Linked DNA regions of Homo sapiens: region 2 is linked to region 1. The links are chromatin loops, found by intact Hi-C in ENCODE. Cell type or tissue: Calu3. All regions are shown on one strand. Each heading gives the region's core, and the rest is flanking DNA. Links, peaks and the distances in the headings are about the cores only.

Region 1 (16,329 bases), core at 7,850-15,849:
TGGCAACATGAGAGCATCCAGATATATAATTAGGTCTAAAGAGAATTAGGCAAATATTAGGTCTAAAGAGAAAGATAAACCCCCATCAATAATAGATGGGGATTCCAACACCCCACTCTTGGCACTGGACGGATTATCTAGATCTAAAACCAACAAAGAAACATCAAATTTAAACTGTAGCATGGACCAAATGTACCTAACAGAGATTTACAGAACATTGCAATCAACAGCTGGAGATACACCCATTTTTCTCATCAGCACATAGAACATTCTCCAAGATAGACCATATGTTAAGATACAAAACAAGTCTAAAAAAATTCAAAAAACTTAAATCATAACAAGTATCTTATCTAACCACAGTGGAATAAAACTAGAAACTAACAGCAAGAGAAACATTTAAAACTACACAAACGGGCCGGATGTAGTGGTTCATGCCTATAATCCCAGCATTTTGGGAGCCCAAGGCCAGAGGATCACTTGTGGCCAGGAGTTCGAGACCAGCCTGGGCAAACATAGCAAGATCCCATCTGTACAAAAAATTTCAAAAATTAGCTGGGGATGGTGGCACATACCTGTAGTCCCATGTACTCAGGAGGCTGAGGCAAGAGGATTGCTTGAGCTATGATCATGCTACTGCACTTCAGCCTGGGCAAGAGTAAGACTGTGTCTCTCAAACAAAAAACAAAAAGAAAAACAAACAAAAAATAGTATACAAATACATGGAAATTCAACAACATGCTCCTGAATGGCCAACGGATGAAGAAAGAGATTAAGAATAAAATGTTGTAACTTCTTGAAACAAATAGAGACACAACATATCAAAACCTACTGGATACAGCAAAAGCAGTATTGAGAGGCAAGTTTGTAGTAAATACCTACATCAAAAAATAAAAAGATTTTAAATAAACTACTTAATGATGCATCTCAAAGAAATAGAAAACCAAAAAAAAAAAAAACCCAAAAGTAGTAAAAGGAAAGAAATAATAAAGATCAAAATAGACAAAATTGAGACAAAAAATACAAAAGATCAGTGAAATAAGAAGCTGGTTTTTTTGAAAAGATAAAATTGACAAACCATTAGCTAGACTAAGAAAAAGAGATAGAAGACCCAAATAAATAAAATCAGAAATTAAAGATAAAGAGATGTCACAATGGATACCACAGAAATAAAAAGAATCATTAGAGACTACTTTGAATAATTATATGCCAATAGATTTAAAAGTAAAATGAATAAATTCCTAGACACATATAATCAACAAAATTGAACCAAGAAGAAATAGAAAACCTGAACAGATCAATAACAAGTAACACGACTGAATCAGTAATAAAAATCTTCTAAACAAAGAAATGTCCAGGACTGAATGGTTTTCTTGCTTAATTCTATTACACCTTTAAAGAATAATTAATACCGATTTTTCTCAAACTGTTCCAAAAAATTGAAGTGGAAGAAACTTTTCCTAACTCATTCTATGAGGCTCAGCATAACCCTGATAATAGACAAGGACACAACAACAAAAGAAAACTGTAGGCCGACATCCTTAATGAACATAGACACAAAAATTCTCAACAAAATACTAGCAAACTGAATCCAACAATATATCAAAAAGATAATACACCATGATCATGTAAAATTTATCCCAGGAATGCAAGGATGGCTCAACATATGCAAATAATAAATGTGATACATCACATCATCAGCAGAATAAAGGATATAAACCATATGATCATCTCAATAGATGCAGAAAAAGCATTTGCTAAAATTCAATATCCCTTTATGATAAAAATTCCTAATAAATCAGGTATAGAAGGAAAGTGTAACAACACAATAAAGGCCATATATGACAGACCCACATCTAACATCATATTGAACAGGAAAAAGCTTTCTCTAAGAACTGGAACAAGACAAGGCCCACTCTCACTACTCTTATTCAACATAGTACTGGAAGTTGTAGCCAAAGCAATAAGGCAAGAGAAATAAATGAGGGGCATACAAGTTGGAAAAGAGGAAGACAAATTGTCCATTTGCAGATGACATGATCTTATACATAGGAAACCCTAAAGACTATCAAAAAATACCCTTAGAACTGGTAAACAAATTCTGTAAAGTTTCAGGGTAGAAAATCAACATACAAAAATCAGTAACAGGGCCAGGCATGGTGGCTCATGCCTGTAATCCCAGCACTCTGGGAGGCCAAGGCAGGCTGATCACCTGAGGTTGGGAGTTCAAGACCTGCCTCACCAATGTGGAGAAACCCCATCCCTACTAAAAATACAAAATTAGCCAGGTGTGGTGGCACATGCCTGTAATCCCAGCTACTCAGGAGGCTGAGGCAGGAGAATCACTTGAACCCGGGAGGCAGAGGTTGCAGTGAGCCAAGATTATGCCATTGCACTCCAGCCTGGGCAACAAGAGTGAAACTCCATCTCAAAAAAAAAAAACAAAAAAAAATCAGTAACATATCTATACACAAATAGTGAACTAGCTAAAAAAAATCAAGAAGGCAATCCTATTTACAAATGCTACAAAGAAAATACAATGATTAGGAATAAATTTAACAATAATAAAAACAAAAACAACAACAACAAAGGAATAAGTTTAACCAAGGACGTGAAAGATCTCTACAAGGAAAACTATAAAACACTGATGAAGGAAATTGAAGAGGTCAAAAAAAATGAAAAGACATTTGCATCCATGTTCATGGATTGAAAGAATTAATATTGTAAAAATGACCATACTACCAAAAGCAATCTACAGATTCAATGCAATTAATATCAAAACTACCAATGATATTCTTCACAGAAATAGGAAAAAAACCTTAAAATTGGTAGGGAACCACAAAAAAAGCAATCCTAAGCAAAAAAGAACAAAGCTGCTGACATCACACTACCAGACTTCAAAATATACTACAAAGCTGTAGTAGCAAAACCAGCACAGTGCTGTCATAAAAACAGATACATAGACCAATGGAACAGAATAGTGAACTCAGAAATTAATCTACACATTTACAGCCAAATGATTTTTCACAAGGCACCCAGAATACTCATAGGGTAAAGGACAATCTCTTCAATAAATGGTGCTGGGAAAACTAGATATCCATATGCAGAAGAATGGAACTACCTGTCACCTATTAAAAAAATCAACTCAAGTGGATCCAAGACCTGAATGTAAGACCCAAAACTATAAAACTACTAGACGAAAACAGGGGAAATGCTTCAGGACACTGGTCTGTAAAAAGATTTTATGTATAAGACCTCAAAAGCATAAGCAACATAAACAAAAATAAACAAATGAGAAAGGGGCTTAACATCCAAAATACACAAGGAACTCAAACATCTCAATAGCCAAAAAAAAAAAAAATCCGATTAAAAACTTGGCAAATGATCTGAACAGACATTTCTCAAAAGAAGGCAAACAGTCAATAAATACATGAAGAAGTGCTTGACATCACTAATCATCAGGAGAATGCAAATCAAACTACAATAGTATATTATCTCACCAGAGTTAGCATGGCTATGATCAAAAAGACAAAAAATAACATGGTGGCAAGGATGTGGAGCAATGGGAACTCATACACTGTTTTGAGAAAGTAAACTAGTGCAGCCACTATGGAGAAGAGTGCGAATGTTTAAAAAAAAAAAACAAAACTACAAATAGAGCTACCACATAATTCAGCAATCCCATTATGGGCATTTATCCAGAGGAAAATAAATCAGTATATCAAAGAGACCTCTGCACCCCCATGTTTAATTGCCACACTATTCATATTAGCCAAGATATTAAATCAACCTAGTTGTACAACAACAGATGCATGGATAAAGAAAATATGGTATATATACACAGTGGAATACCATTCAGCCATAAAAAAGAATGAAATTCTGTGATTCACAGCAACATGAATGGAACTGGAGGATATTGTGTTAAGTGAAATGAGCCAAGAACAGAAAGTTAAACTCCACATGTTCTCATTCTTATGTGGAATCTAAAAAAAGTGGATATCACAGAAGTAAAAAATAGAACAGAGTATACTAGAGGCTGGAAAGGAGGAGAGCTAAGAGGGAAATAAGGAAAGATTTGTTAAACGATACAAAATTACACCTAGATAGGAGGAATAAGTTCTAGTGTTCTATACCACTGGAGGATGACTATAGTTAATAATAATATGTTACATAGTTTCAAAGAGCTAGAAAGAGGATATTGGCCACGTGCAGTGGCTCATGCCTGTAATCCTGGCACTTTGGGAGGCTGAGGTGGGAAGATTCCTTGAGCCTATGAGTTCAAAACCAGCCTGAGCAACATAGAAAGACCTCATCTCTACTATTTTTTTTTTTTAATTAGTGGTCGTGGTAGTGCACACCTGTGGTCCCAGCTACCACTTGACAGCTGTGGCAGGAAGATTGCTTGAGCTCAAGAGGTCCAGGCTGCAGTGAGTTCTGACCATTGCACTTTAGCCTGGGTGACAGCGGGAGACTCTGTTTAAAAACAAAACAAAACAGAAAGAGAAAACTGAATGTCCCCAATAGAAAGAAATGATAAATGCAAATAAGATTATAAATACGCTAATTATAATTACTATGTGTTAATTTTTTAATGTTATTCAGTAAATATATATATGTATGTGTGTGTGTATATATATATATGTTATATGTGTATGTATGTATGTATGTGTAGACACAGGGTCTGACTCTGTCACCCAGGCTGGAGTGCAGTGGCACAGTCATAGCTCACTGCAGGCTTGAACTCCTGGGCTCAAGCATTCCTCCTGCTTCAAGCCTCTTGAGTAGCTAGGACTACAGACACTGCCACCATGCCTGGCTAATTTTTGTAATTTTTTGTAGAGGTGGGATCTTGCTCTGTTGCCCAGGCTGATCTTGAACTCCTGGCTTCCTGTGATCCTCCCACCTTGGCCTCCCAAAGTACTAGGATTACAGGTATGAACCATCACTCTCAGCCAAAAAAATTAAGTTAAAAAAATAATAATTTAGTGAACTGAGTAAAAACAAAGAAAAAACCAGAAATGTCCTGATAGTAAATAACAGATTCTACCATAGAAGGAAGAGAAAAAGTACATTAAGAGGTCTCAGTTGCAATTTTTTCCAGTAAGAACTTCCTCCAGCCTCACTCTTTGGTAAGATGGAGATGAGTGCTCCCTGTACCTCCTGTTCTCCATAAACAAAGATTCAGTCCCATTTCCTAGCTCCCATTTTCATTGTAAGCCCTGCTGCCATTTATCAGTATAGACACACATGTTGATTCCCGAGCTCTCTGGGAATCTGTGGATGATAAGATTACAAAGAAAGTCGCAGGAGGCTGGTTCACTGTAGGGCATTTTGAATCCATTGTGAACATGTGTTGGGTATGTGGGTCAATGAATTCTGGGGGTAGGCTCAGGTGGCTCAATGAAGAAAGCTACTTCCTTAGGCTACCTCTGACCTCAATTTAAGCAATTTATTTGTAGTTGGGATAATGTAGTTTTTGCATGACCTTAAAGTAAATTGAACAAGCCAATAGACAATGTAATGATCACCCACTTTGAAGCTCATTTTTTTTTTTTACAGGAAAGAGATGCATTTAGATATTTGGTAAGAACTTCATAGAGACTAAGGTAATGGAAGTGTGGGAAGAAATTTCAGAAATAAAGAGAAATGGTTTGTTTTTTAGAGAAATAAATGGGTCAGTATTTCAAATACTCCATTTCATTCATGAAGTTGGCAGTAGTATCAATGAGCGCAATTGCTAGCAAATGGTGATCTGATTAAAGTGGGAAGAATATATCCAAACAGGTAGAGATTATGAACTAAAATTCCTAAGATTAAATTACTGGTTTTTTTGTTTTGTTTTGTTTTTTCAGATGGGGTCTCACCCTGTCACCCAGGCTGGACTGCAGTGGTGCAGTCATAGCTCACTGCAGCTTCAAACTTCTGGACTCAAGTGATCCTCCTGCCTCAGCCTCCTGAGTAACCAGGATTAAAAACATGTACCACCGTTCCCCATTAATTTCCTACCTTAGCCTCCCAAAGTGTAGGGATTACAGGCATGAGCCACCATGCCTGGCCTAAAAGTACTTTCTTTCTTTCTTTTTGTAAGAGATACTGTCTCATTTTGTTGCGCAGGGCTGGTCTTGAACTCCTGGCCTCAAGTGATCCTCGCACTTTGGCCTCCCACAGTGATAAATTACAGGAGCGAGCCACCGCTAAAACTATTCTTAATGAATTATCTTCTGACTGTGTTAGTAGTACATTGGGTAAATTTTTTTTGTCAGAAAAAAACTCAAAGATTTGCTTTTACTTTACAAACTATACATTCCTTGTTCTCTTGAGAATGTCATTCCACTTTTCAAGCTCACTGAATTATACCAACCCACTTGAAAAACTAAATTGACCTCGTTATCCTTGTTCATGCTGTTGAAAATGAACTTCTTAAGGTCATATTGCATTACATTGTTCATTCCTTTTGTTGTCCCATTCCCAAGTATCTCCAGGTGCTTAAAATGTTGATAGTAATAATGAAATCACTAAATGAAAACTGGAGACAATATGCCCAAATTTCAGGGAAGAAAGAAGAAAATGTTCTTTCTCTTCACTCCTCCCATGGAATATGAAACTGATAAAGAGAAGCAGTGACTAACCTCCAAACTCTTGCTTTAAGGGCAGGCAAACAGTGTTTCAAATGGATATCTAAGACATTATAGCTCCAAGCCCCAGACCTGCAACACCTCTGTCTCCTACCCTTGGATGATTCAGTTCTACAGTTTGGTTTATATGGTCCCCATTCACCTGGAGCTCTTCCTTAACTGATCTATTATGTATAACAGGATGGCTCACCCGGCAGCAATTCTGCAATCTCTTTCTCATGAAATATTTTGCAAGAAAGCTCTCCCTTTGACACCCTATTCAGCATAATATTGTATCATGTGTAGATTAATATTGCATTTGTTCCATGATCAGTTATCTTGCAAAGTCAATTATTCAGAACACAGCCAAGAATCAATAGGAAGATGAAAAAATTATCTGAACAACCAAGTAATACTCTTACAGAATGTTACTCAAAGAAGAATCTCTCTGGCCATTTCTCAGGACTTATTTGCTTCTATTTTAGATACAATTCTTACATGCTTAATAAACCAACTTGTTATTCAACCAACTCTATGCAATCTTTTTTAGAGATAGGTTGTCACTGTGTCGCCCAGGCTGGAGTTCAGTGGTGTGACCACAGTTCACTGCAGCCTCAGCTTTCCAGGCTCAAGCCATCCTCCCACCTATACCTCCAGAGTAGCGAGTAGCGGGTAGCGGGAACTACAGGCAGGCACCACTTCCCCTGGCTAATTTTTTGTGTTTTTTAAAGAAATGGATCTCATTGTGTTACCCATACCTGCCTCAGGCCCACAAAGTGTTGGGATTATAAGCGTGAGCCACTGTGTCCAGCCACTAATGACATTCTTAAAGTTACTCCTAAGCTAACCCAGGCCGTAAAGATGGTGTGGAACTGAAACACAATGCCTGGTCTTACACAGGTCCTCAGCAGTGTTAGAATGTGCTCAATGAACTGTTTATGATGTGACTGAATGGGATGATGAGATGCAGCCCAACAACACTATGTTCACTATGAGAAACTTAGTGAAAATATTTGGATCTGAGGATGCATTTCTTTCTCTTCTTAACGTAAGGAACCATACTAGCTCTTGTTTTTAAATTGTAGACTCTGCAAACAATATAAGTGATTGTCATTCATATTCTGCCTTGGTATCAGAAAGCTCAAAGCCAAGATTGTGATCCATATCTCATTAGTGTAAAGGATTTCATGGGAATTATTTTGTGTTTTGCATTTTGTTTTTTTTTTATTTGCATCATTTTTCTCACTTATTTTGAAGTTACATCTTTTTGCTATATGGTTTATTTTATTTTTAAAAACCCATATGGAATTTACCATATGCTAGACACTGTTCTAAGCACTTTGCAAATATTAATTCATTTAGTTCTCATAGTTACCCTATGTTATCATATCCATTTATGGTTAAAAATGGAGGCACTTAGAGATTAGTTATATATCTTTTAATCTACATAAAATCTTTTTGGAATATAAGAAAATATATGGCTAGGCGCAGTGGCTCACACCTGTAATCCCGGCACTTTGGGAGGTTAAGGCAGGTGGATCACTTGAGGCCTAGAGTTCGAGACCAGCCAGGGCAACATGGCGAAATCCCATCTCTACAAAAAATATAAAAATTAGCCAGGCATGGTGGCTCCAGCCTGTAGTCCCAGATACTTGGGAGGTTTAGGTGGGAATATTGCTTGAGACCAGGAGGCAGAAGTTGTAGTGGTGCTGAGACTGTGCCACTGCACTCCAGCCAAGGCAACAGGGGGAGACCATGTCTCAATACAATAAATAAATAAATAAATAGAGCAAGTTTATTCTAGCTGGAAAAGTTGACTGAAAAGAAATTAATGCTTAAAATTGATAAATTGGGAAAAAGCAATAGGTAGAAATATAGAGGTAAAATACTAGGGGAAAAAAAGCTAAAGGTTTAAGTGATTGCTTTTGGGGAATACAATTCAGGCGTAAAGGATCATGGGAACTGCTCTGTGTGTGTGTGTGTGTGTGTGTGTGTGTGTGTGTGTGTGTAAGCCTTTTAACACTTTAATCCTTTTTAAACCAGGAATGTGATTTCTTTGAAACTTCTAAAATATTATGAAAACATCCACACAAACTTCTCAAATCATAAAAATGACTATCCTTTGATCACTGGCTGTGTGTGGTTCACCGAAAGGATATGAATCGTGTGATATCATAGGGAATTTCCTGAGCAACAGAGTGAAATTGAAAAATATGTTAGAGTCTACTTCTGACTACATTTGAGGTTGGTATAGCTCTTCTGTCAAAGTATATGTCTTCCGATTATTAAGGTTCTACTTCTCTGATACATAGTACAAAGCTATGGCACTTTTGAAGCAAATGCTTAAGAACAGGGCTTTTCACAGTGCTGACCTCAGACTCTGTCCCTCATGGTCCATGAAGGACCATCTGTCTGTTTAGCAATTAAAAAGTTTTTTAAACTTACAACAATTATTTATACATATTTTGTAAATTTGAAATGTAAGATTAACTATAAGTTTTGCTGAAATCTTATTCTGTTCTAATAATTTATAGGCTTTAAGAGTTTGTACTGTATTAATAAGAAACTCTTGCTTAACATTCAACTAAACTGAAATATTGTCTCTTGGGCTCACAGTGTTTTCAAGTTAATTGAATATTATCACTTAAATAATTTGTTACATTTGCATGTTTCATTGCTATCATTCTAATTCAAAGAAAATATACCCATCTATCAAAAGTAGCTCATTAGTTAAACAGATGCTTGAAGGCAGCATACTCGTTAAGAGTCATCACCACTCCCTAATCTCAAGTACCCAGGGACACAAACACCGCGGAAGGCGGCAGGGCCCTCTGCCTAGGAAAACCAGAGACCTCTGTTCACATGTTTATCTGCTGACCTTCCCGCCACTATTGTCCTATGACCCTGCCACATCCCCCTCTCCGAGAAACACCCAAGAATGATCAATAAATACTAAAAAAATTATTTAAAAAAAGTAGCTCATTAAACATTAAAAGAAGTGATAAAAATGGCAATATAAATACCGTGACCCAAAATAAAGTTGGAAGTATGAATAGGGAGAAGTGCTCTAGTGTGAATGTAAAATGCAGATCTGTATGTGCAAAAGCAAATAAATCTAAACATGTAATGATTTTGCACAAGCAGCCAAAAAAGAAAAGTGTGATTAAGTCCAATGATGAATATATGATAAACAAACTTTATTGGAAAATTGATCCACTGCCACCAGTCCCAGTACATTATCTGTTAGAATACTTGTCTATAGCAACATACAGCTCTAGAGGACTTCAGGCATAGCGACTGTTCGTGTAAAATCAATCAGTTTTTATGAAACTGTGCAGAATTATGGTATTCAATAAATGATTGTATTTTTTCTGATGACATATAAATGACCAAACTACCAACTGATATTTAATCAAATTTATATACCTATTACACTTTATTGAAGGTTTTTAAAACCATAAAAAAGTAAACGCCTTTTGTTATACTGGGGAGAAAGCAGAATACTTTTGAAGAATAATATGTCCAAACAACATGTCTTACTAGGAATGAATAACTTACATAACACATAACAATTAAAGTAATGTTATACTGCCTCAGAATTAGAAATACAATCTAGTGAAACAGAAACCAGCAGTTGACCCCAGCATATATATAGAAATGACATACAATGGAATTGACAATTCAAATCAATGGGAAAAGAATAACGTATTTAATAAATTGCACTTGAACTATTGTTTATTCATCTTCAAAAAAAATGTATCTTTACCTCACCCTACATGAATATAAACTCCAGATGGTTTAAAGACATAAATGTCAAAAGAAAAACACTTTTAGATGTTAGAAGAAAATATAGATATATTTGTTTATATATGAACCTTAAATTGAGTAAGAATTTCTTAAACAATATACCAAAAACAGAAGAAGCAAATGACATGAAGAAAACATTGATATATCTGATTATATCAAAATGCTTAGCTTGGATATAAAATTTTAAGATATATTTATGCACTAAAAATATAAAATCATGAATCATTGTTAATTTGAGAGAAGCAGGAAGAACAATAGATCCAGAGATAGTACCCAGGATATTTTAATTATATGTATAATTTCTCAAAAACATCTTTATATCCATATATGCTTATCTATATATAATTGTATCTATATTTCTCAAAAATATGTATAATAAACATTTATAGCAAAATGCTATAGTTTGACAAAGATGTCCTACTGGTGCGGGTTATATTGTTTTCTATAATTTATCTATCTTATGCTTGAAATAGATTGTAGTAAAAAAATTAAGAATGTTTAAGAGACATGGAAAATAGAATTTTAGGTCCATCACATAGTAATAAGAGCTCCAGAAGGAAATATTAGGGAAAATGGAAGCTGAGTGATATGGTTTGGCTGTGTCCCCACCCAAATTTCATCTTGAATTGTAGCTCCCATAATTCCCCCATGTCATGGGAGGGACCTGGTAGGATGTCATTGAATCATGGGTGTGGGTCTTTCCCATGCTGTTCTATAAAAGGGAGTTCCCCTGCACATGTTCTCTTTCCTGCCGCCATGTAAGATTGTGAAGCCTCCCCAACCATGTGGAACTGTGAGTCAATCAAACCTCTTTCCTTTATAAATTACCCAGTCTCAGGTATGTCTTTATTAGCAGCATGAGAACAGACTAATATACTTAGTATATTCCAAGAGATAATGGCTGAATATTTTCCAAAATTCACAAAAGACATAAATCAAATTTAAATAACACATCCCCCTACACACACCCTCTCATAAATACAGATTTTTCTCAAAGATCAGTTATGCTCAATCTGGGATCTTTTTGGCTACAATTTGTGCCAAAAGTATAAAGGTATCTGAGCTGGGATGGAACAAATTTATTATAAAATTAGAATATCACAATTAACTATTCTTACCTAGATGGCCCGGACTGTCGCCTGAGAAAGTTAAATATTTACTCTGGCCAACTTAGGGCAAGCTTATCTACCCCTTCTACTACCACAGCTGGTGCTCTCTTGAAAGCACCACCTTTTGGCTGGAGGCCAACCAACTCAGCCCATTACAGTAACTCCATAAGAGAACAACCCTGCTCCAAAGAAGGAGAAAACAGCTAATTCCAGTGCTGCAACATCCTGATTAACGAGAGGTCCTGAGTCTTTCCACGTGATGACTTCAGTGCTAGCATAAGCAGTATTTGAGACAACCACCACACTAAACAAAATTACAACCACGGACTCACAGAGTCCACTTCACTGCCCTGCCACCTCCACCAGAGTAGGTGCTGGTAGCCACAGCTGGGAGACCTGAAGACTGACCACATCACACAACATTTGCAGACATTCCGTAGCACCAGCCCAGCATCTGGTATCCCTGCTGGGTGGCTAGGTCAAAAGCCACCTGGGATCACTCCATGGGACAAAAGAATCTGAACAGCAGCCCTTGAGTTCCAGATTTTTCCACTGAAATAGTCTACCCAAATAAAAAGGAACCAGAAAAGTAATTCTGGTAATAAGACAAAACAAAGTTCTATAACACCCCCAAAAGATCATACTAGCTCTCCAGCCATGGATCCAAACCAAGAAAAAATCTTTAAATTGCCAGATAAAGAATTCAGAAAGTTTATTATTAATCTACTCAAGGAGGTACCAGAGAAAAGTGAAAACCAATCTAAAGAAATTAAAACAACAATACAGGATATAGATGAAAAAGTCTCCAGAGAAATAGATATGATAAAGAAAAAACAACTATAACTGCTGGAAATAAAAGACACACTTAGAGAAATATTACTGTAGTATTGTGGCAAAAACACAATTACTTTTGCACCAGCCTAATACAAAATACACTGGAAAGCTTCAACAATAGACTAGAACAAGTAGAAGAAGGAAATTCAGGGCTCAAAGACAAGGCTTTCAAATTAATTTAATTCAACAAAAACAAAGAAAAAAGAATTTTTAAAAAATAAATAAAGCCTCCAAGAAATGTGGGATTGTGTTCGATGACCAAATATAACTGTTCAATATATGTTCAGTGACCAAATATAATTGTTTAATATATGTTCAATGACCAAACAATTGGTATTGCTGAGGAGGAAGAGAAATCTAAAAGTTTGGAAAACTTATTTGAGAGAATAATGGAGGAACACTTCCCTGGCCTTGCTAGAGATCTAGACATTTAAACACAAGAAGCTCAAAGAACACCTGGGAAATTCATTACAAAAATATCATCACCTAGGCACATAGTCATCAGGTTAACTAAAGTCAAGATGAAGGAAAGAATCTTAAGAGCTATGAGGCAAAAGCATCAGGTAACCTATAAAGGAAAATCTATCAGATTAGCAGCAAACTTCTCAGCAGAAATCCTACCATCCAGAAGAGATTAGGGCCCATCTTTAGCTTCCTTAAGCAAAGTAATTATCAGCCAATAATTTTGTATCCAGTGAAACTGGATACATAATCTCCTTCATAAATGAAGGAGAAATAATCTTTTTCAGACAAACAAATGCTGAGAGAACTCACTACGAAGCCAGCACCACAAGAAATGCTAAGATTTCTAAATCTTGAAAAACCTCAAAATACACCAAAATAGAACCTCCTTAAAGTATAAATCTCATAGGGCCTATAAAACAATAATACAATTTAAAAAACACAAGGTATTCAGGCAACAACTAGCATGACTAATAATAGAACAGTACCTCACATCTCAATACTTATGTTGAAGGTAAATAGCCTAAATCCTCCACTTAAAAGATACAGAGTGGCAGAATTCATAAAAATCCACCAACCAGGAATCTACTGTCTTTAAGAGACTCACCTAACACATAAGGACTCACATAAACTTAAGGTAAATGGGTGGAAAAAGATATTCCATGCAAATGAAAACCAAAATTGAGCAGGAGTAGCTGTTCTTACATCAGACAAAACAGACTTTAACGCAACAGCAATTTAAAAAGACAAAGAGGGATTAGTTCAACAGGAAAATATTACAATACTAAATATATATGCACCTAACACTGAGCTCCCAAATTTATAAAATGATTACTACTAGACCTAAGAAACGAGATAGATAGCAACACAATAATAGTAGGGGACTTCAATACCCCACTGACAGCACTAGACAGGTCATCAAGACAGAATGTCAACAACAAAAAATTGACTTAAACTGCATTCTAGAAAACATGGACTTAACATATGTTTACAGAACATCCTACCCATCAGCTGCAGAACATTCTTTTCATGAGCACATGGGACATTCTCCAAGAGAGGCCATATGATAGGCCACGAAACAAGTCTCAATAAATTTAAGAAAACCAAGATTATATCAAGTACTCTCTCAAACCACAGTGAAATAAAATAGGAAATTAACTACAAAAGGAATTCTCAAAACTATACAAATACATGGAAATTAAATAATCTGCTTCTGAATGATTTTTTGGTCAACAATGAAATCAAGATGGAAATTTAAAAAAAATTATTTGAACTGAAGGATAATTGTGACACAACTATCAACACTTCTGAGATACAGCAAAGGTGGTGCTAAGAGAAAAGTTTATAGCATTACACGCCTACATAAAAAGTCTGAAATAGCATAAATAGACAATCTGAAATAGCACAAATAGACAATCTAAGGTCACACCTCAAGGAACTAGAGAAACAAGAACAAACCAAACCCAAACCCAACAGAAGAAAAGAAATAACAAAGATCAGAGCAGAACTAAATGAAATTGAAACAACAACAAAAAAATACAAAAGATAAATGAAACAAAAAGCTGGTTCTTTGAAAAGATAAACAAAATCAATAGATCATTAGTGAGATTAACCAAGAAAAGATCCAAATAAGCTCAATTAGAAACAAAACAGGAGATATTACCAAAAATACCACAGAAATATTAATACAAAAGATCATTCAAGTCTACTATGAACATCTTCACATGCACAAACTAGAAAACCTAGAGGAGATGGTTAAATTCCTGGAAATATACAACCCTCCTAGATTAAGGAAGAAATAGAAACCCTGAACAGACCAATAACAAGTAGCAACATGGAAACAGTAATTAAAAATTTACCAACAAAAAATAAGTCCAGGACAAGATGGATTTACAGCTGAATTCAATCAGACATTCAAAGAAGATAGTGTCAATCTTGCTGAAAGTATTCCAAAAGGTAAAGGGAATCCGCCCTAAATCATCCTATACAGCTGGGATTACCAAAATACCAAAACCAGGAAAGGACATAACAAGAACAAACAGACAAAAACAAAACTACTGAACAATATCCTTGATGAATATACAGGCAAAAATCCTCAACAAAATTCTAGCTAACCGAATCCAACAGCATATCAAAAAGATAATCCACCATGATCAAGTAGGTTTCATACGAGGGACACAGGGATGGCTTAACATCCGCAAGTCAATAAATGTGATACACCACATAAATAGAATTAAAAACAAAAATCACACGATCATCTCAATAGATGCAGAAAAAGCATTTGACAAAATCCAGCATCGCTTTATGATTAAAACCCTCAGCAAAATCAGCATAGAAGGGACATACCTTAAGATAATAAAATCCATCTATGACAAACCCACAGCCAACATTATACTGAACCAGGAAAAGTTAAAAGCATTCCCCCTGAGAACTGGAACAAGACAAGGATCCCCACTTACACCACTTCTATTTAACGTAGTACTGGAAGTCCTAGCCAAAGCAACCAGACAAGAGAAAGAAATAAAGAGCATCCAAATTGGTAAAGATGAAGTCAAACTGTCACTCTTCACCAATGATATGATTGTATACCTAGAAAACCCTAAAGACTCATCCAAAAAGCTGCTAGGTCTTTACTAAATGAATTCAGTAAAGTTTCAGGATGCAAAATCAATGTACACATATCAGTAGCACTGCAATACACCAACAGTGACCAAGCTGAGAATAAAATCAAGAACTCAACTCCTTTAACATCGGTTGTAAAAAATAAAATAAAATATTTGGAATATACCTAACCAAGAAGGTGAAAGATTTCTATAAAGAAAGCTACAAAACACTGCTGAAAGAAATCATAGTTGACACAAACAAATGGAAACACATCCCCTACTCATGGATAGGTAGAATAATATTGTAAAAATGACCATATTGCCAAAAGTAATCTATAAATTCAATGCAATTCCCATCAAAATACCATAACCATTCTTCATAGAACTAGAAAAAAATCCTAAAATTCATATGGAGCCAAAAAAGTGCTTGCATAGCCAAAGCAAGGCTAAGCAAAAAGAACAAATCTGGAGGCATCACATTATCTGACTTAAAACTATATTACAAGGTTATAGTTACCAAAACAGCATGGCACTGGTATAAAAATAGACAGGTAGACCAATGGAACAGAATAGAGAACCCAGAAATAAAGTCAAGTACTTACAGCAAACTGATCTTCAACAAAACATACAAAAACATAAAGTGAGGAAAGGACACCCTATTCAACAAATGGTGCTGGGATAATTGGCAAGCCACATGTGGAAGAATGAAATTGGATCCTCATCTCTCATCTTATACAAAAATCAACTCAAGATGGATCAAAGACTTAAATCTATATCCTGAAACTATAAAAATTCTAGAAGATAACATCGGAAATACTCTTTTAGATATTGGCTTAGGCAAAGAGTTCATGACCAAGAACCCAAAAGCAAATGAAACAACAATAAAAATAGATAGGACTTAAT
Region 2 (16,329 bases), core at 4,625-12,624, 170 kb before region 1:
CTGCTTTTCCAGCTGCCCAGGCCATCTTTGTAAACACAGGAGTTAGAGATGAATACAACTCATTTATTCATGATATTTGCATGACTTAAACCTTTTCACATGTGCCTGGACCAGAGGCACTCTTAAAAGTCTGAGCAAATCTCAAAATGATTTATGGAGAGGCTTCCACTGTCACACTAAGTCCACAAACATTTAAAGTGGATGTAGTCCAAGGTGGCAGGAGAAGCAATTTCCTCAGCCAACCTGGAGAAATGAGTGCCGCACAATCTAAGAAGATCGAGGAAAGCCTGGTACCACTGAAAAGATAACCCACTTAATAAAGGTTAAAAGGCCCCCTTTGGGGAGAAGAAATCTTTTTGCTTTGCCCCTGCTAGTGCAACTGCCTTTAGTGTCTGGGTCTGTAACAATAAGAAGTTTTATATTTGTGTTCAGCCTGAGAAGAAACTACATATCACAGATTTAAGAAAAGATAATTCAAAGAAATAGAAAAACAAGTTACAATGACAAACAGGTCTCTTTTACTTACTTACTTACTTATGTATTTTATTAATTTATTTGCCCCTAGTAGAATATTTTTGAAACTAAATGTTTCTCTTCTAGGGACCATTTGACTATTCTTTCTTCTTAAGATTGGCCTTTGGCAGAGCTTGCAGTGAGCCAAGATCACGCCACTGCACTCTAGCCTAGGCGACAGAGCGTGACTCCATCTCAAAAATAAAATAAAATAAATAAAAAATAAATTAAAAAAAAGATTGTCCCTTGTATGAGCTAACACTCCCTTGAACTATAGTTAAGTTCTCTAGTCTCCCAAATCCCTGCCAATGAGATAAAAGTTGAATGTGTTTCCTCATAACTTTTACTTGTGAATAGGACCGTATTTATTTTTCAGAAACTATTTGGGGAAGGTCCTCTTTTTACCATAAATGACACTGACAACCACTAATTCATTTTACCTACTGGATGTCCAAAGGAAAAAACTTTCAATTGGCATAAATTGATTATAACTTTAACAATTTAATTGTGAACAAAGACCATGCTACTCTGAACAGCTTACTTTCATAGAGTTTTGATGAATAAAATATATAAAAATATGGAATATAAAGTGTTTTTAAGTCTGAAGAGTATTATGTCATTGATTTAAAGTTTATTGTAATGCCCAAGGCAAAAATAAATAAATACAAACTGCAATGAATATTTTATAAGTTTGTTGCTCTCTTCAAGCATTAAAAACCTATTTCTTAAAATTTATAAGATAAATTTTAAGGATCATAGATTCCGTGAACATTTCTCCAAAGTTCACAAGAAAATGAGTAAAAGGAGCCAGTCATCTGTACATAATGAAGACTATATAAATTGTCTTGAGGCAATTTAATTTTGCTCATTTCCTATTCCAGCTCCAAAGGCAAATACAATGGAACTACATCCCATCTCTACCAGCCTTGCCAGAAGGCACCACAGAGGGAGAAAATCAAGTTAATGAGGGATGGGAGAAGACATCAAGGACCATCTGAGTCCCAGAGACATAACTGCAAACCCATCCTAGGAGGCTGCCAGACTATAATAGCCACATATGACACCACTGTACAATAAAAAATCATAATTCAGTTAGTTTCAGGTAATTTTTAGAGTATTTTTTAAGAAAAGGGGGTTAAAAGATCATTTCAAAGTCTAAGGAGATGTTTCAGTAATAATACCTGTTACTGAGTTATTTTAAAGCAGACAACATTAGAAGAATTTTCTTCTTTGTGTCAACCTTCTTTTGGCAATGAATGGAATCGAGCTGGTGAAAGACTAATCAAACCGTAATGGGTGTGGGACTGTCTTGAAATAAATTCTTCCCCTGGGTTTTTAAGGCATCAGCTCTGGCAGATGAGACCTGCCACCAATTAGATGTGTGATTGCAGCAGATAAATGACACCCACTGGACTTGCCATATTTGCTCTTATGAAATTCCTGTCAGTTTTGAGACATAAATAATTTAAGCAAATGGCCTTGGACACCAGAGGCTGCCAATTATTGTGTCACCAACTCACCACCATTTGTTTTGGTCACCAGAGTATTTCTTTTAAAAAACCAAGACTTCCAGACTCAAAATAAGTTCCACGTTAAAGCAATTTCTTTCCCTCCAATTTCTTCCAAACTAGTTTTATTTGCATTTTGAAAGAAGAAATGGAAGTTTATCATTTAGAATGCCTTTTGTGTCTCTTTGATTCCTCTACAAAAGTTCAAATATAATTGAGTTGGGAATTAATAGTAAAAGCAATTACATCAGAAAAAATGGAACAAACACAGTATTTTTAAAAAGAACCATCAAATTCCCAGAGTACAATCAACACATTTAAGAATTCAAAAGAAAGAATTACAATGCTTGCATCAGCCTAATAACTGAAATGAATCCAACATTTCCATTTTAAAGCCACTAATCCAAGAATAAAGGGGAGATGAAACAAATTCAGACGGCTATAAAAAGCACTATGTTTGGGACTGAGTGTTGTGGCTTTGCCTGAAGTTTAGAATTACCTCTGATAGAGACAGAAGTTGCTAAGTGGACTGCAAAGTCATGTTGCTTTCCTGATTCTGTCCCTTTTGTCATAAGCAGCTTAATGAACAAGGCATTGGTGCCTATATTATCGACTCCATTTAATAAGAACTTTATTATAGCAATGTATGCATTCTCTTCTTTTTTTCAGTTCTACACTGTGCATTGTAAATCATTGTGAGACTGTTTTTTCTATTGATACCTCTAAGTATATTGCTCCAATTTCTGCAGATTCAGCTAGCTATAACAACAAATCTCCTGCAAATTATTAATAATATCACGTCTTATTCTTGGACGCAAGCAACTTTCAGAACTGAGGCTACTTCATTTAGTTCTGCTCTTCACATCTCCATAGGAGAAAAAAAGAAAAAAGAATTCTAGAGCCTGAATTAGTCACTGACCTTCTTCTGCAGTTTAAATTGTTGTTCTGTGGTGATTAAATGAAGCTCCATGGGGCACCCAGCCAGAGCCAGTTAATAAGTTATTAGTTCCATCAACACTGTTTTGTCATAGCCAAGACCCAAATTCAGTGATTATTCCTGTTATCAAAGTCTTAGTCACTCCAAGAAAAGCATACTTGGTATTCCTGAAAGATAAACCACACTATTTTGTGATATCTTCCCACAAAGTTTGAGTTGTATGAGCTCTTTCCTCACTGCTAAGATTTGGAAAGCGGCCCTAATGTAGCATTGCCAGATTTAGCAAATCAAAACACAGGATGCCCAGTTAAATTTGAATTTAAGATAAACAACAAATAACTTTTTAGTATAAGTATGTCTCAAATTTTATGCAGGATATACTTAACTTTAAAAATTATTTGTTGTTTATCTGAAATTCAAGCTTAACTGACCATCCCATATTTTATCTTCCAACCCTACCTGATGGCATCACTATTAAGTGAACAAGAGAAATTAGAGAAGAAGGCATCCATGACTGCAGGTGGCTCAACTACAAACTGAGATTCAGGAAGTAGTCAGCACAGGGGCCTTTAAAAATCTTTTTTTCCTGGAGGCAAAGGGAAGCTTTGACTGGCAAGGTAAATGCAACTGGGCTCTGGTGAGAGGCTGAGCCCTGAAGCAGTGGCCGACAGCAAAGGCCTCAGCAGTGCTCAGGGGCTGCTCAATAACGGACACACCTGCTCCTGTTGGGCTGCTTCCATAAGGTGGCTTCCCTGTGAGTATGCTTTTCAAGATTAATGATGTGCAACAAAAATAGTCAGGCAAGGCCAAGAAAAGGCCTGAAATTGAGAAATTAGCTATACAGCTTGTTTTAATAACCACCCCTATTTAGGTATCTCCAACTGTTCCACTCAATCATTCAAAGGAGTCAAAGGACAAAGGACAAACATTTATTACTCGGGGTAGATTTTGTTTTGCAGAAATTTCCCAAGTATGTTTTAGTACAAACCTCAGTTATATCTTTTGTCAAAAATGTATTAAAATAGTAGAAAACAAATTGCATTTACATTCCACACATTATATGTAAAATTGTGAATAAACATAGATGGTGGAAGGACATAGACAATACCCAAGGCTAATTGATATTTTGGAGATAATTTTTGCAAGGTTTTCCTAAAAGCCATGATTTTCACATTCATCTTCAATTTAATGACTCTAAGCCCTATGTCCAGTGCCCATGAAAATTTCTAAATATGAATTTTATGATCCCCAAAGTAGTCTACTTTGTGATCCTCTTTGCACTCTTAGGAACATTATTAGGTAAGAGTAATATAGGAATGAAAGCATCCTTTCCCTTATTATGGATTCTCCCTCATTAAAGTCTTTATCTCTTTTTCCTTTTATGTCTAATTCCATAGAAGCTAGCTGACAGGTGCACTTCTAACTTATGAATCAATTAGTATAATTTTCATAATTAATTTTAAGATATGCTTAAACAATAAATGTGTTAAAGACTGTGCTGTCCAATATGGTATCTGCTAGCCATATGCAGGTATTTAAATTTAATCTAAAGTTGATTAAAATTGTAAAAAATTTAAAATTCAGTTTTTCAATCATACGAGACACTTTGCGAGTGCTCAGGGGCCACACGTGGTTAGGGTCAACTGAGCTGGACAGTGCAGCTCTGGGACATATCCATCATTGTGGGAAGTTCTTTTGGACACTGTTGTCTGTAGACAATAATATTTTCATACCGAACTAGGAAGGATATGCATATTTTTAGGCACCACTCTGTTCAACAGTAATTATAGGAAAATAGAAAAGAAAAATGAAAGATATATTTGAGCAATTTAGTTGGAGAAAAATTACCAGGTTAGGCACCACAAATGCAACAATTCTAAGACAGCTTTGAGGGAGTAAAGACAGAAAGACATCATATACATAAATGTGCTTGCAAATGTGAATAAAGATTACTATTACAATTGTGATTAAATATAGCCCCATTGTGGGCTCTCAAAGAAGACTGCCAGGGTAAACTCCATTTACTACTTTACAGCTGTTTGATCACAGGCAAGTTATTTGATATTTCTATGCTTCGCTTTTGTCATCTATAAAATAGGGATAATAATCATACCTACCTTTTTCATCAGGGCCACCTCATCTCTGTGATTGGTGCTCCCTAAAGTTGTACAGCACATACCTGTGCAACTGTATAAATCAACCCTCTGCATTGAGATTTGAAAGGATTAAAAAAGTGAATTCATTTAAAGGACTGAAACAGTACTAAGCATATATTAAAACGCTCAATAAGTGTTAACTATACTTGAGGTATTTCTCAAAAGAAAATTTCCCAAAGGAAAGAATCAAATAGTAGAATTGAAAGTCATTCATAACTAGGGTTACGAACCAACCTGGTTTGCCACTAAATGGATTTTTGGAGTGTGGAAATTTCAGTTTTAAAACCTAAAAAAGAAAAAAGAAAAAAAAAAAACAAGCAAACCAGAATAAGATAGTTACCCATGAAAAACAAGGAATATATTTAGCCACAAGAAACACCCACAAGTGAACAAAAATTTATTCATTTTATCCAGTGATTACCAATATTAGTAACAGCATATGGCTAAACTTTATGAATTCTTCAAACTAAATGTAAATGTATAAGAGTTAGTAGCAAATGAAGAGAATTAATATGGTTCTTCTTGGCATTTAATGTGGGTATCTACATGAAAGCCAGTTATACAGCTGGAGCAGAAAATAACACAGTCCCTGAGACTTGTGGCTTTTAAATAACAGCACTGGATACCTCAGCATAGGATCAGATGGTTGAACTAGGATTGTTTTTTTTCCCTCCTTTTTTTTTTTTTTTTTTTTTTCTTTTCTGACTGGAGTGAAAAGGCTTGAATGTACCACCCTGGCTGCTAGCCCTGGAAACCTCAACTTTAAAGGAAACTGCTTACCAGGAAATGCTTAATTACTACAGGGCATCTTATTCTTGTGTTGCTCTATCTTTTACAAGCCATAAAAGAATTGTGTTTTCTCCCTATGTATTTATCACATCACCATTGTTCAAGTGTAATCTATACCTTGGCACTTGAAGAAATGAGATGAAAAGTGGTGTTAATAATGGTTTTAATTAAATCAGATGTTTATGATTTCCTCTAAAACTGTTTCTTTGCACAGCCTAGAGCAAGAACACAGCAGGGCAGCAGCGGTCAAATCAGGAGAAGAGCAGATAGAATTAGCATGGATCCTAAAACTAGCAAGTTGCTTTTCATGCTACAAGTCTCTACTCAACTGAGCACCAAATTGGATTTTACTGGGCAAGCCCCCACCCAGTCAATGCTTTTGTGAGTCCTATGGACGACAGTATTATCATTCATCCACATTTATTTGGAATGCTGAAAGACAATAAGTGAAGATAACAGGCAGGTCATTCCAAATAGACATCTCCTCACTCCATAGAAGATCTCTTTTCAGTGAGAATGTTCTCTTACTTAATAGATATCTTTCTTTCCTTTTTTTTTCTTTTTTTTGACAAGTCTCACTCTGCTGCCCAGGTTACAGTGCAGTGACATGACCATAGCTCACTGTAACCTCAAACTCCTAGTCTCAAGCAATCCTTCCAAGTAGCTGGAACTACAGGTGTGCACCAAAACACCCAGGTAACTTTTTTTTTATTTTTTATTATTTATTTATTTATTTATTTATTTATTTTTTGGGAGAGATGGGGTCTTGCTGTGTTGTCAAGGATGGTCTCAAACTCTTGGCCTTAAGTGATCCTCTTGCCTCCCAAAGCACTAGAATTACAGGCATGAAACACTATGTCTGGCCTTTAAGAGATATACTTCTTAAGCGGTGTTCAGGTTGTCTTATCTCTTCCCCTTCAGGAGAGTGGTCAATGTGAGCTCCTGGGCATAAAGAAAAGGGATATTTTTTCCCCTAATCTGTTTCCAAATCAGCATCTCCAATCTTTTTCCTTACAAACAGATATGCAAAATGTTATACTTGACCATTCTTTTATTAGTTTATGCATATTAAATGAGTCACTGATTGGGGGGTAGGATGGGAGTTCATACTGGGTTGTTACAATTCACACAGAGCACACTAAGAGAGAAAGGCAACATGAATTCAAAGAAACCCAAAGTTAACCTGCAGTTTGGGGTGATCAGCAATGATGGAGGGCAGCAGGGATAGAAATAATGTTCTAAAAATAGAAATAGATATCATTTTTATTTCTCTTTAAAATATTTAAAATAGTTTGAGAAGAAAGTGAGGAGGAGTGTCAGTTTTATTTTTTGGATAATATTTTACCAGGATCAACATTAAAATCAGTTTTGACTCTGAATACTCACAAATCAATCAACATGTCTGGTGGCTTAGGAGAATACTAGAGGAGAAGTTATTAAAATCAGATAAGGAAGACTCTGCAACACAGAGTTTCTTGTCACTAGTGAAGAGATTACCATGCAAAATTATTTGGCTTTAAAAGCTATTAGATGAACACTCATGACCAATAGTTTTCACCATCAAATTTGTATCAGGTAGCTATATAATTTTAAACAATAGGTCAAGAATTGAGTCTTCATCTTGAATTCCACATCATTAGCCCTGCTCACAGTATTAGTCTTCAACAAACATCCTTATGAATCCCAAGGCAGAATACCAATCAGTCTAACTGCGTGTTTCTTCTCCTCTGTGTAGGAATGCCTTTGAAACAAATAAAGCTTCATGTATGGAATAAAGAGACCACACGTGGGGATGGAAATCAGACTGAAAAAAGACATTAACAAGGTAGAGATCTTCTAATCACATAGCCATAGCGAATTAAGTGACTGAGACCTAGTTTAGCCATTCTGCTGACTTGTAGTGCAATCTTTCACTTTATTATGTCTCTCAGTTTTCTGTCTGCAAAATCAGAAGCAGTAATCCTACACTGACATGTGGAAAACTCCAGATTACCTCATCAAGTTTTACAAATTATCACAGACACTTGGGACTAAGTCTTCAAAGAAATTAGGCCATGGCTAAAATAAATTATGTCCAGGGGAAGATAAATTGTTTCATAAAAATTAAAACTATTGCCCCTGGCAACTGCACTAGACTTCTCAAAGCCTCTGATACTCACTGGAATTGAAGCCTGACACTATTAAGTGAGAAAAGACAGCTGAAAATTTTGTAGATTAATAAAGCATTTTAACAACGAATATTTTAAAATCTATCTATCTGTAAGACAATTTCTAAAGATAGCCCCTTGGATTCAGGACGGGAAAGTCCATCTCAAAATGAAAGAAAGATACTTTTTCTAAAGACTTTCTGTGAAGAAAAATCGTTATTATCCTTCAGTAACTGATCCAAGCACCCTATATATTTCATGTAGGTTTTGAAATTAATTTCTATGAAAACTGAAAATAAAGCAATTAGCTAGTAGAAAGTACCATGTAAATACAAACTGTCACTGTTTTAACATTGCAGAAGTGGCTCAACCAATGGTTTAGAGCCCACCAATTCTGATTTCTAGGGATTCTGTCTAACTTTGACCCTCTGTTCTTCAAAAATTAGATGAAAATAGGAAAGCTTTTCTCAAAAGGAGGTTTGAAGAAGATTTTTGAAATTGAAAATTTTTTATATTTCCCAAAATTCAAATGCAAATATTAAAATGGTAGTCACAAAAAAACGGAAGCAGAGAAACTAATAACCAAACTGGTAACAGTTTAGCATTCTGATATTTTCTCTACCTCTGATTCAGTCCAGGCCTTCAGCAGATTATCCAACTCATCCTGTTATTTAAATAAGTTAATGCCAAATAATTTTGTTTGGAAGATTAATCCTTATTTCAAATATTTAAGGAGGGCATATTCTCAGATAAAATTAATTTTTGCCCCAGAAATATCCTTTATTCATTCCATTAATACATATTGAGTGTCTGCTATGTGTAACATACTATGCTAACTGCCATAACAAAAGAGTTACCCCTTCTCCTTTACCACCTTCTTTATGGAAAGTGGTGGTGGGAGGGAGAATGTGGCATGTCCAGGACCCAGCTTTCTAACTATTCTTTTTTCCTTTTTCTTGCCTCTTCCTTCCCCTTCATTTTAATGGTGGGTCAGTTTTAGGCAGATACAACTAGAAGTTGGTTAGCTACAGAGAGGTTAAACAAATACATAAACATATTATGAATAAAAAGAGTCAGGTTTCTTATTAATGAAGAATAGTTTTACAAGGGGAAAGGAGAAAGAGGCCTAAGGTGGTGAATTGGAATGTGAACTCATGATAGACAGATAGATGGTAGACAGATAGATAGATAGATAGATAGATAGTGTATTTGAATACATACACAAATTTTTTAGCTCTTCCAATAGATAGAGAAAGCCTCCAATAATGCAACTAATTATAATGAGCACACCTAGCACTCAGAAAATGGTTTCTAAATCTCATACTTCATTAAAAGAAACCAGGACTCTCTGAAAAAACAGCTGACTGTTACAGCTAGGAATGGAAAAATATGAAATGGAAATGGGCCATCTTATTGTACTACAAAGTAAGGAATTGCTCAAAAAATATCAGGACATGTCAAATAAAACAAGCAACCAGCCTGCTTGCAAACTGTAGGAAAATTTGCACATCCAAAATAAATTATATTAATGGAGTATATCCCTTTGCATAAAAATCCATAAATCATACAGATAAAAATAAGTAAATTGGCAAGAAGGGAAAACTCTACCTTATAGTAGATTGCCAATTGTAGTTCTAGTGCTCATTATTAATTATTGTTTGTTTTCATTGTGCTGATTTTTGGTGATCAAGCCTCAGTCCCCTTCATAGTGCCCTCTCCTTTTTAAAAATTATGTGTGCACAGAAAGGCCATCTTTTTCAGGACATTGCATTTTCAGGCTTGTGGTGATAAATAAGATTGACCAATGCAAGTGTTCATAATGACTTTCCAATTGGCCCTGATGTTCTAACATGTGATTGCTTCATGCCTGGACTGTGACTTTCAGTGGGAGATGGAAGTTTTTCAGAGAAATGAACTGTGGAAAAATGTCCTTTCCTTAACTTGAAGCTACTTTTAAAATTTGAGAGTCTGGACCAAAAGAAGAAGAATATCAGGTTGAAGTCAAGATGACAGATAAGGTGAGAGTAATGACTACTCCAAAGATGGCTTCACTGAAGAAAAGGCATTTTAAGATTTTTTTTAAGTCTTGTCACAAGATCCCAGAAAAGTACTAATTTTCATTATCAATTAATAAAGCTATACATGCAGAAATGAATACAACAGAACACTGCTGTTTTTTATTTGTACTTTTTGGCCTGGGATATGGGTTTTAAATGGAGACATTGTACCAGCTTCATTAAAATAAACAATATTTGTAAAGAAAAAAAAACAGTAGATTGCCAAGGAATAATCAGATTAGAAAACTACAATTTGGGAACCACAATAGTAATAATTGACTCAGACAAGAATCATCCTTGGTGCTAAAACTGACCGGTGAAATTGTAATGAGGAATACAACATTACATAGTCTCAATGCATCTCCTCAAAATATTCTTATGAATTCATAAGTACAACATACTTGTTAATTAAATTTTCACTGGAGAGCCTTCATAAACCTCATCTTCACCAAGTTAATCAGAGTTAACAGCACCATTAATGGGAGAGTTGACATATGTGATGTGATTCACTGAGGAGAGCATGGCATCACTTCTGGGGCATTCCTGCCAAAAATTTATAAATCATGAGGAATCATCAGACAAATCTAAATAGACATTCTACAAAGTAATTGATCTATGCTCTTCAAAAATGCGAAGATTTTAAAAGTTAATAAAAGACTGAGAAACTATTTCTTATTGAAAGAGGCCAAGGACATGACAACTAAATACAATGCATGATCTTGAATTGGATCCTGAGATCAAAAAGAACATTATTGGAACAACTAAACAAATTTTAAAATAGTCTATAGATTTCATGGTAATATTGTAATTTCTTGATTTTGATTATTTTGCTGTGATTGTGAAAGTACATTATCATTATAATTAAGAAATAAACACTATTCAAAAATTAAGAAATAAGACAGGAATCCAAGGAGAGTAAAACTTGAGGGACAGTGAAATTCCTGGCTCTCTGTCTCTGATCTTTATGTTGGGGACAACCTTGTCTGTCTCAATATAGAAATCTTCCTACTCAGGGGAGCTAAAGACCAAGTACCTGCATTTGGACAAGTGGGTATGGAGGAGGCAATGTGCTAGAACTGGAATAAGTAGTCATGGAAGGCACATGCTAAGGCACATCTCCTTTGAAAAACATGTATATGCAGCATGTATCACCCCACCCCCCCAAAATGGCACTTTTAATACTATAACATCTACAATGACTTATAATGAATAAGCTTTCACTTTAAATCTGAAGGCCATGTGCATTCTCAATGTCCTCATATAACTCATATTTGAATAATAAGCATAAGAAAGTACAAGAAATGACTATTCCAGAAGGAATTTCAGAATAATGATTGCTTAGGTCTTTTCTTCCTCTGAAAACAATATGGTAGTCAAGCCGAGGGTAAGTAGTAAAGATAAGGTAGACAAAACAGCCCCAGAACACAGAATCCCAGGAAATATGAATTGACCTAAAAGACAAATAAAAAGGTGACTTTGAAGGTGTTCCTGCAGGAAGCAGGAACAGGGACTAACTTGCAAGGTCATCCTGGGCCTATGGCTTTGTCTGCTGTGGCCAACACCTCCTCACGTGGACTACCCTGAGAGAGATTGCTACGGTCTACCATTTTGTGAAGAAGTAACTGTAAAACTGTTACCAAATCCTAACACCATCAAAATGTGACCTCCAAAGAGGGACCATGAAATCAAATTGTTTTATTTCCAATTGTAAAGTAAATATTTTCAAGCAACCCATCTGAATGTTAAGATATACCCAAACAAGATGGTTGTAGAAAGAAATCCACAGAAGATGTTCTTTCCTAAGCAATGATAGCCAAAGGTCCCTGGCTTTGCCTGGTGCAATGAAGCCACCATGAGCTCATTGCCACTCTTTGCCTCTAAACCAGAGGTTCACTAACCAGGAACACTGGGGCCCAATCAGGCCCTTCATTTTCCTTTCATGCAGTTTTATTATGAAAATTATTGCTCCAACTCCCCAATGTCGTTCACCTGGTTCTGAGCAACCAGCGACCTGAGTTAGAAATTATCTGTGAAATGCCAGTAGTATGAACAGATAAGAGACACTGTTTCCTGCAACAAACATTATCTTGATTGGTTGCATAAATTTATTCAAAAAATCTGGGCAGAGTAAATTCAGTTGAAATTTATATCCCAACGAACATTAGAAATTGTAAAGAGAAATTTCATACTGGAAGGAATATCATTTACTTTTATCTACTCTTCTCCATTAGTGACATAGTTTCTGAATTTAGAAACCAAATTATCACAGATAGACAAATTACCCACTGGCTAAAATAATAAGGATAATTTTTTGTGCATCATTGTTAACAGCTTAGACCTGATAATCTTAATGAACAGTTTTCTTAATGGTGCCTGTTACTAACTGCAAGAAGTATAATAGACCTCATATACTATGAGTGTTTAATAAATATTAATTACAGTTACTACTTAAAATGAAGCTAATGTTCTCATTTTAATGGCTACCTTCCCTATTCTAAGAACATAAGAACAGGGAAATACAATGCCTTTATGAAAATATTCCTAACTAAATTTGGCTTGAATCTAATTTGAATCTAATCATACTCGCTTCCCAAAACAGGGAGAAATCCTTGAATGCTAAACTTCCATAACAACTACCCACCAACATATAATATTACATAAAATTTCAAAGTAACTATTATTTTAATAACTTTAATGTTTGTTGAATTTATTTTCATTTTTATTATCAGTTTAAAAAGTTAATTTGCAATACAATTTTCAGGATCATGCTTGGGCTATGATAGATATAAGATGATGCTTTTGTCTGTCCTAACTAGTCCTTGAGGACAGCTTGCTACTTACTGCCCCTTTGAACAGCAGGAAGAACTAAGAACACAGTTGTTCTGATTTATAATGTCAAAACACAAAGGAAGAATGTTATTTAGAAAAAAAAGTTTTTAAAGAGCTAGTCTAATTAAATAGGGGATTGCATGTGATGAAATATAGACATTCTCTTTGGATGAAGACACTTTGGTTCTAAAAGCCAACAAAGTGTCAAATAGAGTAGAAGGGCTCCATTCTGCATGTTAGTCTGGGCGTTCTTGTTAACACTGGAAATACGTTCGTGAGGGATAAAGGAAAGTATTTCTTATCCTTTGTTTTCTACATACAAGATGTAGATAATTTTTACAGGGCACAGATGATGGGCTACTATCTTTCATAACATAAAACACAAATTCAAACATCTTTTTCAAAATTGTCAGTTATGGGCTTGCTCTTTCCAATGTTAAAATAAATGGGTAGATTTTATTCTTATGAGGTAAATACAACCAGAAATACGAAAGCCTTCTCCAGTCTGCACTGAAACAGAGAAATTGAACCATAAGTAAGTTGTAGAGATATTAATAAAGGACTGGTAAGTGGAGGTATTAGAGAATGAGTGATTGAGAGATTAGTGAGATAGAAAGAAGTGATGGTTTGCAGAGATAATTCCAGATGAAGGTAGGGGTTCTGATTACATGTCCTGAAGAATGACATTCTGAAAAAAAAAAAAGATGAGTTGATGGGTGCAGCACACCAACATGGCACATGTATACATATGTAACTAACCTGCACGTTGTGCATATGTACCCTAAAACTTAAAGTATAATAAAAATATATATATATAAAAAAACTTGGAACTTTGAGAAGATAGTTTAATCAAATTTTAAGGCTAATTGAAGGAAAAAGGAAAAAGAATGGGAGAACAGTTACCTTGAAATAGTGGATTAAGATATTACATACCCAAAATATAAAAAAGGCAATATGAGAGAATGTTTGTAAGAAACTTTGGCAGCTCAGGATTCAGCTGGAACCTAGAAAAGAAATTACAGATAAACTGAACATTGTGCCTAAACAAAAAGGATTCTTACCACTGCAAGTTATAGATTATAAGACAGTTCCATGGGACCAAGACTTAGGAAAAAATAAATATATCCAGAGGAAGCTAGTAAATTTAAAGGATTGTTACAGGAAGATTCTGAGCACACGTGTTCTCATCTTTGGGGAAAAATTTCCCTTCCCTTAGCACACATGTACTCATGCATACACACTCACATACACACACACGCACACACACGGACTCAATCACAAACACACATTGAAATTTAGCTAAAATTGAACACAGAGAATCTTGACCAGAGTCACTTTCAGACACTTCTCTTTAATGAAAGACTTTAGATATCTCTTCTGTCAAGAGGTCAAATGTCACAAGGGCAGATTATTACATGTTTATTTTAAAAAAGCTAATATTAAATAATTTGAATCAGTTATCCTTGAAGAAATACATCTCTTTAATAAAGTTAATCATGCCAAACTAAAAAACAAAAAAATGAGTAATTTTTTCATATTTTTTCTTGTCTCTATTTTCACCATCAAATTTTTTACTCGGAACTGGGCACAGTGGCTCACGCCTGTAATCCCAGCAATTTGGGAGGTAGAGGCGGGCAAATCACTTGAGGTCAGGAATTCAAGACCACCCTGGCCAATATGGTGAAACCAACATATCTAATAAAAATACAAAAATAGCAGGCATGGTGGTGCATGCCTATAATCCCAGCTACTCAGGAGGCTGAGGCAGGAGAATCGCTTGAGCCCAGGAGGCAGAGGTTGCAGTGAACTGAGATCATGCCACTGCATTCCAGCTTGGGTGACCGAGCAAGACTTGGTCAAAAAACAAACAAAAAAAAAATCACTTGCGTCAGCTTTGTGAGAAAACTGAATCAGAACTTTTACAACATCTATGCCTCTCGTCAATAAACTTCTGCTATAACATCTGACTTAATTATATACAGAAAGATCCATTATCATCACAATACTTTGGTATACTTCAAAGTCAAATCATTTTTTCAGGAAGGAAAAATTTATGACATAAGTAGACTTTGGACCCTATTTTGTCCAAATCTTTCAAAAACTAAGAAACATTTTTCTCAAGGGGAAAAGGAGAGAAGTTTTTATATGTTGCTTTATGCAGTTTCCATTTTGAATTCTCTTTTTGGAAGTTAATATCTTAACTAAATTGCCTAAGAATTTGCCCCAATACAGTTAAGGTTTATATATTTCAACAAAGACTCTGCTCATAATCAAGGCATGCTATCAAAGATATAAGAAAGAAGATTGACAGTTGGCATACATTGTAGGGAATTAGTGCAAATCAAGGAGAGTAAGAAAGCTAAATCCAAGAAGGTTCCATGTTGGAGTAATCCCATTAATTCATTCAAGCAACATTTACTGAGAGCACTTATTATATGCTGGGCATTGTGATAGGCACAGAATACATAAAGACAAATAAGCCATTCCATATGCCTTCCTAAAGTTCAGACTTTGCTAGGGAAAACGGACAAGTAAAACAGTAACTACAAATTAATATGATCATTGTTTGGATTGAAGAAAGATTTCCTGGATGCCTTGATACTTGAAAGATAAGAACCAAGTAACTACATCAAAAAGAGAGATAGGTTCTCCAGACAATGATAGCAACATATAAAATGGTATGGAGGTATAAAACTTGATACATTTGAAAAATTGGATTGCGGAGCAAGGAAAGAGAGCAGGGAGTGGGGAGGTCAGGTAAGGAAGTAGAAACATCAGTCTTATATAATAAACCAAGGAGTTTGAACTGAATTGCACTACCAGAAACTGAGGGAAATTATTGGAGAATTAAACAAGCAGTGACTTGAGCAAATTTTCATTTTAGATTCTTCACTTGGCAAGCAATATGGAGGATGAATTAACGGGTAGAAAGCATAAAGAAAGTTAAGCCAGAGTGAGGTATGTCGGCATGGCCAGTGACAGGGCAAGAAACTAAGTTCATTTACTGGATGCTTTTCAATTGAATGAGCTCAAATCAGAAGCTAGATGGGATAAATAGGCTCAAAACATACCATCACCCTGTCAGGTTCCCGTATGTGGTGAGAAACTTGGCACTCTCAGAATCATGTCCTTTGAGCTTGAAAAACGTGGGTTAAAAAGAGAGATGACCTGGACATGACTCACACCTATAATCCTAGCACTTTGAGAGGCCAAGGTGGGAGAATCATTTGAAGCCAGGAGTTTGAGACCAGCCAGGGCAACATAATGAGTCCCTGTCTCTACAAAAAAAAAAAAAAAAAAAAAAAAAAACAGCCAGGTGCTGGGTGTGGTGGCACATCATGCCTATAGTCCTGTCTACTCAAGAGGCTGAAGAAGGAGGATCCCTTGAGTTCA

The links. A loop is a pair of places that touch in the nucleus more often than their neighbours do. Peaks named below come from ENCODE experiments on the same cell type or tissue, not always from the same donor. Only the 100,000 strongest peaks of a DNase experiment are listed, where the experiment ranks them.
Region 2: it touches region 1 in a loop (2.0-fold over the local background); 2 of 110 quality-filtered maps call a loop at or near these places.

Annotation. Positions count from the first base shown.
Region 1 is chr5:98,805,147-98,821,475 of GRCh38, forward strand. No RefSeq gene overlaps it. Among named protein-coding and RNA genes, the nearest start is that of RGMB, 40 kb to the left of the region's middle. In Calu3, for the core only: no CTCF peak of the experiment used is centred there; a DNase peak (open chromatin) is centred at 11,665.
Region 2 is chr5:98,635,845-98,652,173 of GRCh38, forward strand. No RefSeq gene overlaps it. Among named protein-coding and RNA genes, the nearest start is that of RGMB-AS1, 130 kb to the right of the region's middle. In Calu3, for the core only: no CTCF peak of the experiment used is centred there; no DNase peak of the experiment used is centred there.